Regions from separate parts of the Homo sapiens genome. Here region 1 is linked to region 2. Evidence: chromatin contacts called from ENCODE Hi-C or POLR2A ChIA-PET data. All regions are on one chromosome and are shown on one strand. Each heading gives the region's core, a stretch centred on a gene start or an enhancer-like site at or near the end of the contact. The rest is flanking DNA. Distances are from core to core; before and after follow the strand shown.

The links. A loop is a pair of places that touch in the nucleus more often than their neighbours do. ChIA-PET counts read pairs that join two places held with the same protein, here RNA polymerase II (POLR2A). Pooled maps may share reads with other maps.
Region 1: a pooled map shows a loop between it and region 2 (10-fold over the local background). The contact joins the promoter of SCCPDH here to the promoter of ZNF695 in region 2. A Hi-C loop is called at or near these places in 4 of 50 pooled maps. POLR2A ChIA-PET finds 5 or more read pairs at or near these places in 2 of 52 experiments (PC-3 and activated CD4-positive, alpha-beta T cell).

Annotation. Positions count from the first base shown.
Region 1 is chr1:246,722,949-246,726,893 of GRCh38, reverse strand. SCCPDH (saccharopine dehydrogenase (putative)) reads right to left here and starts at 2,485. Exons shown (of 12, transcript NM_016002.3): 1 at 2,282-2,485; 2 at 1-2. The coding sequence starts at 2,471. RefSeq lists silencers at 2,132-2,341, 2,442-2,511, 2,552-2,681 and an enhancer at 2,892-3,051.
Region 2 is chr1:247,006,508-247,010,249 of GRCh38, reverse strand. ZNF695 (zinc finger protein 695) reads left to right here and starts at 2,193. Exons shown (of 4, transcript NM_020394.5): 1 at 2,193-2,344. The coding sequence starts at 2,342. The region is part of intron 1 of ZNF670-ZNF695 (ZNF670-ZNF695 readthrough (NMD candidate)); the gene reads left to right. RefSeq lists silencers at 1,941-2,000, 2,501-2,600.

The DNA.
Region 1 (3,945 bases), core at 1,236-3,735, 280 kb after region 2:
TCCTAAAATAAGAAACAAATGAAGGAAAGTAAATCCCAGTAGAGGATTATATCTTCCTTATCTTCTTTTTACAGTAATCAGTGACAGCAAATTACTAAATACACTGATATGCTGAAAGCTAGCTCTCCTGCTTAGACAAAAGATAAAACTGTTTTTAATCAGGTAATACAAAAGGAAAAAATTATGAGGAAAACTGAGTTAACACTAAGAGTTACTAAAAAACTGACCTTTTAAAAAAAATCGAATCAAAGCGTTGTGTAAATAACAACCCTGTGTAACATGACAATTTCACAATCAAGTTTAAATGCTGAGCAGATAACTATCCAGACTTCCTCTCCAACAAGAAATTTATGTCATAAAATAGTTTCTTGGCCAGGGGCAGTGGCTCAGCACTTTGGAAGGTCAAGGTGCAAGGATCTCTTGACCTCAGGAGTTCCAGACCAGCTTGGGCAACATAGCAAGACCTTGTCTCTACTAAAAAAAAAAAAAAAATTATCTGACATGGTGGCATAGCCTGTAGTACCAGCTACTCAGGAGGCTGAGGCGGTAGAATCACTTAGACACAGAGGTCAAGGCTGCAGTGAGCTGTGATCACGCCACTGTACTCCAGCCTGGGTGGCAGAATGAGAACTTGTCTTTAAAAAAATAAAGTTTCTCATCAACCACTAAACAATTACTATGATCCAATTGTAGGTGATGGAGAGTTTCGGACTGACTGTTAACATCAAAACCATCAGGGCTGGGTGCAGTGGCTCACGCCTGTAATCCCAGCACTTTGGAAAGCCGAGAAGGGTGGATCACGAGGTCAGCAGATCGAGACCATCCTCACTAACACGGTGAAACCCCGTCTCTACTAAAAAAATTAGCAGGGCGTGGTGGCGGGCGCCTCTAGTCCCAGCTACTCAGGAGGCTGAGGCAGGAGAATGGCAAACAAACAAACAAAAAACAAAAAATTAGAACTCTGAGGTGAAAAGCACACGCTATATAAACACACACAGGCTCATAAGAAAATAATTGGAATTAACTGGCTCAACTAAGTGATGCAGGTTTCAATAGGTGAAGGTATATCCCCCCACAATGAAACTTGATTTGGGCATTATATATGATAAGTGACTAGGCTGTACCGGTACGATCTTGCTGAGCCGAAAAAAGAAATGGAAGCATATATTTTCATAGTAAAATTACTTCTGTTGGAAAAATAACGACCAAAAAGCTCTTTGGTCAGAATTACGTGTTGGTAGTGTCAGCACCAAAAGCTGTAGGAGAGTCCAGCCTACGTGGTGTCTTCTGTACATAACCACGAACAAAAGCACTCCGAGCAGGGCATTGTATGAAAGTAGATTAAACAGAAAGAATGTAGTATTTCCAGAACTCTAATGGGTGTCTGTATAAGGGAAATCTACGGGAGTTAATAGCCAAATTTAAAGGCTACGGAGTCGTAAGTCAGATGTCTCCCCAGCCATGAAGGCAGCAGGATCCGTGTGTCTGTCTCCTCTCTGTCCCATCCTGCACCCCAGACTCGGGACAGGTCTTAGCATGGACAACGTCACTCAATAAATATATGCTCCTTCAATGCTTAGAGAATCAATAAATATATGCTACCTGAATGCTTAGATTATCAATAAATATATGCTACCTGAATGCTTAGATTATCAATAAATACATGCTACCTGAATGCTTAGAGAATACGTAAGCGTCTAAACCAGAAATACACACTTTTTATTCTCTGAAGAGGAAGACTGCTGGAGTATTCTTACACACAAAACAAGAAACTAAAACAGAATAGCCACAAAGACACTGTCAGTACAACTCGTAAGCTTGCTCTCCCGTCCTCAAAACACGAGGCAAAGGGAGACTCCGATCTCCAAGAGACCAAAGCCCTCCTCTCCTCTCCGACCAAACATCTAGAAACCCGCAGATTCAACAGGTGCCCCCGCTGCGGGGCAGGATGAAGCAGAGAGAGGGACAACTCAAGTTCTTGACCATTTCGCCAGGGGAGCTCCCCAAACTGAGGCAGAAATGCAAAAAGCGGGAAAGAGGAGAAGGAAAGAAAAAAAAATGTGTGTGTATATTATACACGCACGCGCACACACACATATAGTTAAGGAGGTGGGACAAAGCTATGGCAGTATTTGAAACATCTCTCCCTCTCCTCTTCTTGTCCTCACGCAGGGCTCGGGGACACGTAGGGCGCATCCCTGCGGGAGAAACGCTCGTTTGGGGCGATGCGGGGTCCCCGGCCCAGCCGCCCGCGCAGCCCCGTCCCGCCCCGCCGCTGTACCCAGCTTCAGGGCCGCCTTCTCCAGCACCCGCTGCAGCTTCTCCCGGGAGCGGCCCGCCACGGCCCAGGGCAGGCGGGAGCTCCGCTCCGGGTCCACCTGCTCCCGGGCCACCTCCTCGGTCACGAACTGGCCGGTGAAGCCAGACGCGCCGAACACCACCAGGTGGAAAGGCCTCTGCTCGGTCGCCATGACGAGTCCACAGCGAGCCCAGGCCCCGGGGCGGGTGGAGTCCACGGCGCCTGCGCCTCAGGCAGCGACCCCAGTACCCGGCGCAGCAACGGCCGCCGTCGCCGCAGCCAGCGCGCCGGGCTCCCTTCACCCCGCGCGCGCCGCCGCGCCAGGGCCGCGCCCACGCCCACGCCGCCTCGCGCGGGAGCCGCGGGTGAGCGGCTTGCTTGGGAGGCTTCCGACGGGAGGTTTCCTAGGGCGGTGGCCCTGGGGGCGAGTCCGCTTCCAAGCCTGGCAGGCGCGGACGGCGGCCCCTAATTCCGTGCGGCGGTTTGTTCTGCAGGGCTCTGGCCGCCCCGGGCAGCGCATCTTCTAGCCCTGCTGGAAGCTGGAGGCGGCAGCCGGTTGTCCTTGTTGCACGTGGGGGTGGAGCAAAGAGTGCGAGAAAATCTGCGGATGGCCTCGGGGATGGCCCACCCCGAGAACCCTTGAGCTTGCTTGCTTTCTTCCTTTCTTTCTTCCCTTTTTTCCCTTTCTTTTCTCTTTTCTGTTTTTGAGATGGAGTCTCACTCTGTCGCCCAGGCTGCAGCGCAGTGGCGCGATCTCGATTTACTGCAACCTTCGCCTCCTGGGTTCAAGCGATTCTGCCTCAGCCTCCCGAGTAGCTGGGATTACAGGGGAGCGCCCCCACGCCCTGCTAATTTTTGTGTTTTTAGTAGAGATGGGTTTTCACCTTGTTGGCCAGGCTGGTCTCGAACTCCTGACCTCAGGTGATCCACCCACCTCGGCCTCCCAAAGGGTCGGGATTACACGCATGAGCCACTGCACCCAGCCCATTCCTGATTTTTAAAAACTCTCATTAAAATAGGAATAAATGAATGCTTTTAAAAATTTTGAAATATATGTCTTGCAAAAAAGGTACAGCCAATAACAAATATGTACCCTCAACACAGCTTAAGAAAAATATTCCAGATAGCGAGGCTTCCAGGTATTCATTCCTGAACACATTTCCTTTTGCGTCCCCAAGACGGCCACTTGCCTGAATTTAGTGTTTATTATTCCTATTCCTATCTTTCTGCTTGTTATATATGTATGTATTTATAAATATTATAGTACCGTTTTGCATATTTTGAATATTTTGTAAATGTCAATCCTGCAGCTTTCTTATTTGGTCATGATGTCGTGAACTTATTCCCAAATGATTCAGAATAAAAAAAAATGTCTGTGATACGTGTGTGGAGAGAGGGAGAGAGAGAGAAATACACCAAATTCTACAATGCTTTTGTACAATGTTGTATAGTGCTTTTGTGCAATATAATACAAAGAATGCTACAATAAAATTCTTGTACCTTTCTCCTAAAGCACCTGTGCGAAAGTGTATTGAATATGTGTCAGGAATGAAAATGGTTGGTGCTAGAATATCCATATTTGAGTTATCTCACTGCTCTTTAAAGCACATGCACTAATTTTCGCTCTCAGCGGGATACAAGAATCC
Region 2 (3,742 bases), core at 944-3,443:
AAAAAAGGAACTAAAAAAATACAGCAGTGGGTGCAGAATGGGTTGAAGCATAGATGAAAGAAAAATGGCACAAGATGAGTAGTTCTTGAATCAGGGTGACGGGTCTATTATACTATTTCGTTTATTTTGTATATGGCTAAAATTTTCTGTAATAAAACGCTTGTATGAAAAGGCAAAAGTGATGTACAATGTTAGCTCTTAAGATCTTTAAATGAACCAGTTGTGGTGGTTGTGTGCCTGTAGTCCCAACTACTCAGTTGGCTGAGGTAGGAGGATCGCTAGAGCATCTTCAGCCTGGGTGAAAGGGTTAGACTCTGTCTCAAAAAAAGAAAAAAAAAATCGGCAGGGCACAGTGGCTCACGCCTGTAATCCCAGCACTTTGGGAGGCCAAGGCGGGTGCATCACCTGAGGTCAGGAGTTCGAGACCAGGCTGGCCTATATGGTAAAACCCTGTCTCTACTAAAAATACAAAAATTAGCCGGGTGTGGTGGCAGGCGCCTGTAATCCCAGCTACTCGGGAGGCTGAGGCAGCAGAATCGCTCGATTCCGGGAGGTGGAGGTTGCAGTGAGTCAAGATCGCGCCATTGCACTCCAGCCTGGGGGACAAGAGCGAGACTTCGTCTTAAAATAATAATAATAATAATAATAATAATAATAATAATAATAATCTTACTTACCACTGGGGAGGTAGATAAGGGAGGCAGATAGTAATTGTTGGGATATGAGTGATGCTGGTTCTATTTCTTGGTTATACAACTGTATTTGCTTTGTAATAACTCACAGAGCTTTACATGAATGCTTTGTATTTTTTTGTATGTGTGTTGTGTATCAAAAAAATTATTATATATTTTTACATAAATCCTAACTTAGAATCTCAGAATAACAGTAGTGTTTTATTTTGTTTGAAGTGAGACACACTCACCCATGATACCATCAAATGACTTTAAATATTCTGAGCTATTCATTCATGTTGTAACCTTGGGTGCTCCCCTAGGTCTTTTCAGTTTTACTCCAATTTGGAAAGTGGAATGGTTTCAATCTGGGGGGATGCAACTTTTTCCCAGCAAAGTCCTCTCCCCACAATGATGTTCACCAAGGCCAGGGCAGCTAGTACAGTGCCCTGTGCATAGCAGGGCAGTTGTAGAACTGGGCTGAATCAGAAACAAAATTAGTAGCAACCACTGGTTCAAGGTAAGAGATGCATTAACTGTGCATGAATTCCATATGTGTTGTGAGGGTTTGCCCCATGGCCAGTCCAGGGTTTAGGTCTTAGAAAATAGCTTTGCCCTGTTAAGAACCAAAGAATGACTTCAAGACATACTCAGCTGTTTGGCTAAATTTCTGCAGGAGGAAATGTCTTCACAGCCGATTTTTTTGTTTTGTTTTGTTTTTGTTTTTGAGATGGAGTTTTCCTCTTATTACCCAAGCTGGAGTGCAAAGGCATGATCTCGGCTCACTGTAACCTCCGCTTCCCAGGCTCACGCGAGTCTCCTGCCTCAGTCTCCTGAGTAGCTGGGATTACAGGCGACCACCACCACTCCTGGCTAATTTTTAAAAATACTTTTAGCAGAGACGGGGTTTCGCCATACTGGCCAGGCTGGTCTCAAACTCCTGGCCTCATGTGATCCTCCCTCCTCAGCCTCCCCAAGTGCTGGGATCACAGGCGTAAGCCACCACGACCCGCCAGATCCTAGAAAATTTTAAATGACACGCGTGGCTCACCTTTTATTTATATTGCATATTGCTGCCTGAGAGGATTGCCTCACTTTCCACAGCTCAGGCTGCCTGGTCAAAAGACCAGAGGCCCGGAAGGTTATGAAATCGGAAACTTTAAAATAATTATCATTCATTGTTTCTATTTGTGAAATATATATGTGTGTGTGTGTGTGTGTGTGTGTGTGTGTGTAAAACTTATGAATGGATATAATCTTATATACAAGGTTAAATGCCATTATCCCCCAGGCAGGTGGGTCCAGGTCGAAGTGCCGTGAGGAATGTCGCTTCAAAAGGGCTGCACCCAAAAACCTGTCACTCTTGTTTCATTCGGCCCAGTGTCTGATCGCACCTCCTGTCACTCAAGACCTGAGGGGGTGGGGCCTGGAGCCCCATCCAGTCAGCGGCGCTAGCGTGAGAACTGTCCAATCAGGCGTGCAGCCAGAGAGGAAGGGGCGGCCTTGGGGATCTGGCGGGGCCTTTGTCTCCTTGCGGCCGGCGGGGTGCTGGGTTCCCGTCTGCTGCCTCTCGGAGAGTCCCGGGTGACTGCCGCAGGCTCCATCGCCCTGTGGCCTGCAGGTATTGCGAGATTTATAGGGAGGACGCTGGGACCCCCAAAAGCTGGGAAATGGTGAGTGTGCGGAGCAGGGTGTCCCGAGAAGGGAGAGGGGGTGGTTGGAATCGGTTGGAATTGGCTGGAACCAGCGCTGGCGGCCCCGGGCCTCCCGGCGGTCGGCTCCGGAGTGTGCGGCCGAGTCCCGCTGGCGCAGCTCGGCCCTCAGTCCCGTCCCGCGCAGGTGGGGGCCGGGCCGGCAGCGGGATCCCGGCCGCTGGGTGACTGTCCGGTCTCTGCCTGGTGACTTCGGCACGGCCCAGAGCCCTCCCGGGGCAGCCCCGCGCCCGCAGCGCCGCGTCTTCCCTGGATTGTGCTGTGATGACGGAGGGGTTGTCGGGAGAGTCCCGACTCCCGTGAAAGGTTCCTGGGTGGGAGGAGCTGTGGTCTGTGGGTTCCTTTCTCCTCTTTTTTTTTTTTTTTTTTTTTGAGACGGAGTCTCGCCCTGTCGCCAGGCTGGAGTTCGGTGGCTCGATCTCGGCTCACCGCAACCTCTGCCTCCCAGGTTCAAGCGATTCTCCTGCCTCAGCCTCCCGAGTAGCTGGAATTACAGGCGCCCACCACCACGCCCAGCTAATTTTTGTATTTTTATTAGAAACGGAGATTTCACCATGTTGGTGTCGATCTCTTGACCTCGTGATCCGCCCGCCTCGGCCTCCCAAAGTGCTGGGATTACAGGCGTGAGCCACCGCGCCCGGTCTCCTTTCTCCTCTTAAAAAAATAAACTGAAGCACCTTTGAAATGTTAAGGAGTTTATTCCAGCAAACAGTGATTTATGAATCTGGAAGCCCCTAGCCCTGGTTTGGGGCTAAACTTGAAGGGAAGGTCTTCATAAGGTGCACGAGGAAGCAACCACGTTTAATAATTGATCGGTTGCCATTATGCAGTCACCTTATTTGGACTGTCCAGGATGAAATTTCCTGATTATGTAATAAGAGATTTATTAGCATTTAGTGGTTGGTTAAGCCTACGTTTTGTTTTTCTCCAAGTTTGCAATTTACAAGAAATTCATCTAAGTTAGCTAGGATTCCTTAGATAGAATCCCAGGACATCAAAGCCACTCAGTCTAATTGTCTGCCATTTAAGTATTCTAACACTCCACAGGGGAACTGGTTTTCCCAGCATTTTTCAAATGTATGGCAAGCAGGACCTCAAATCCAGGACTCTGTTCCCCCAGCCTAACTGTTTTAGGGCCTGAAGGAAATCTTGTTTCCAGTTTCTTTTCTACATTCCCAAATGCTAACTTTGTCTCTCCAAACACAACATTATCAACTATTTGTTCTTTTTATTTATTTATTTTTTTTGAGACGAAGTCTCACTCTGTTGCCCAATGGCAGGTAAGCTGAAGTGCAGTGGCACAATCTGGGCTCACTGCAACCTCCACCTCCCAGGTTCAAGCGATTCTCCTGCGTCAGC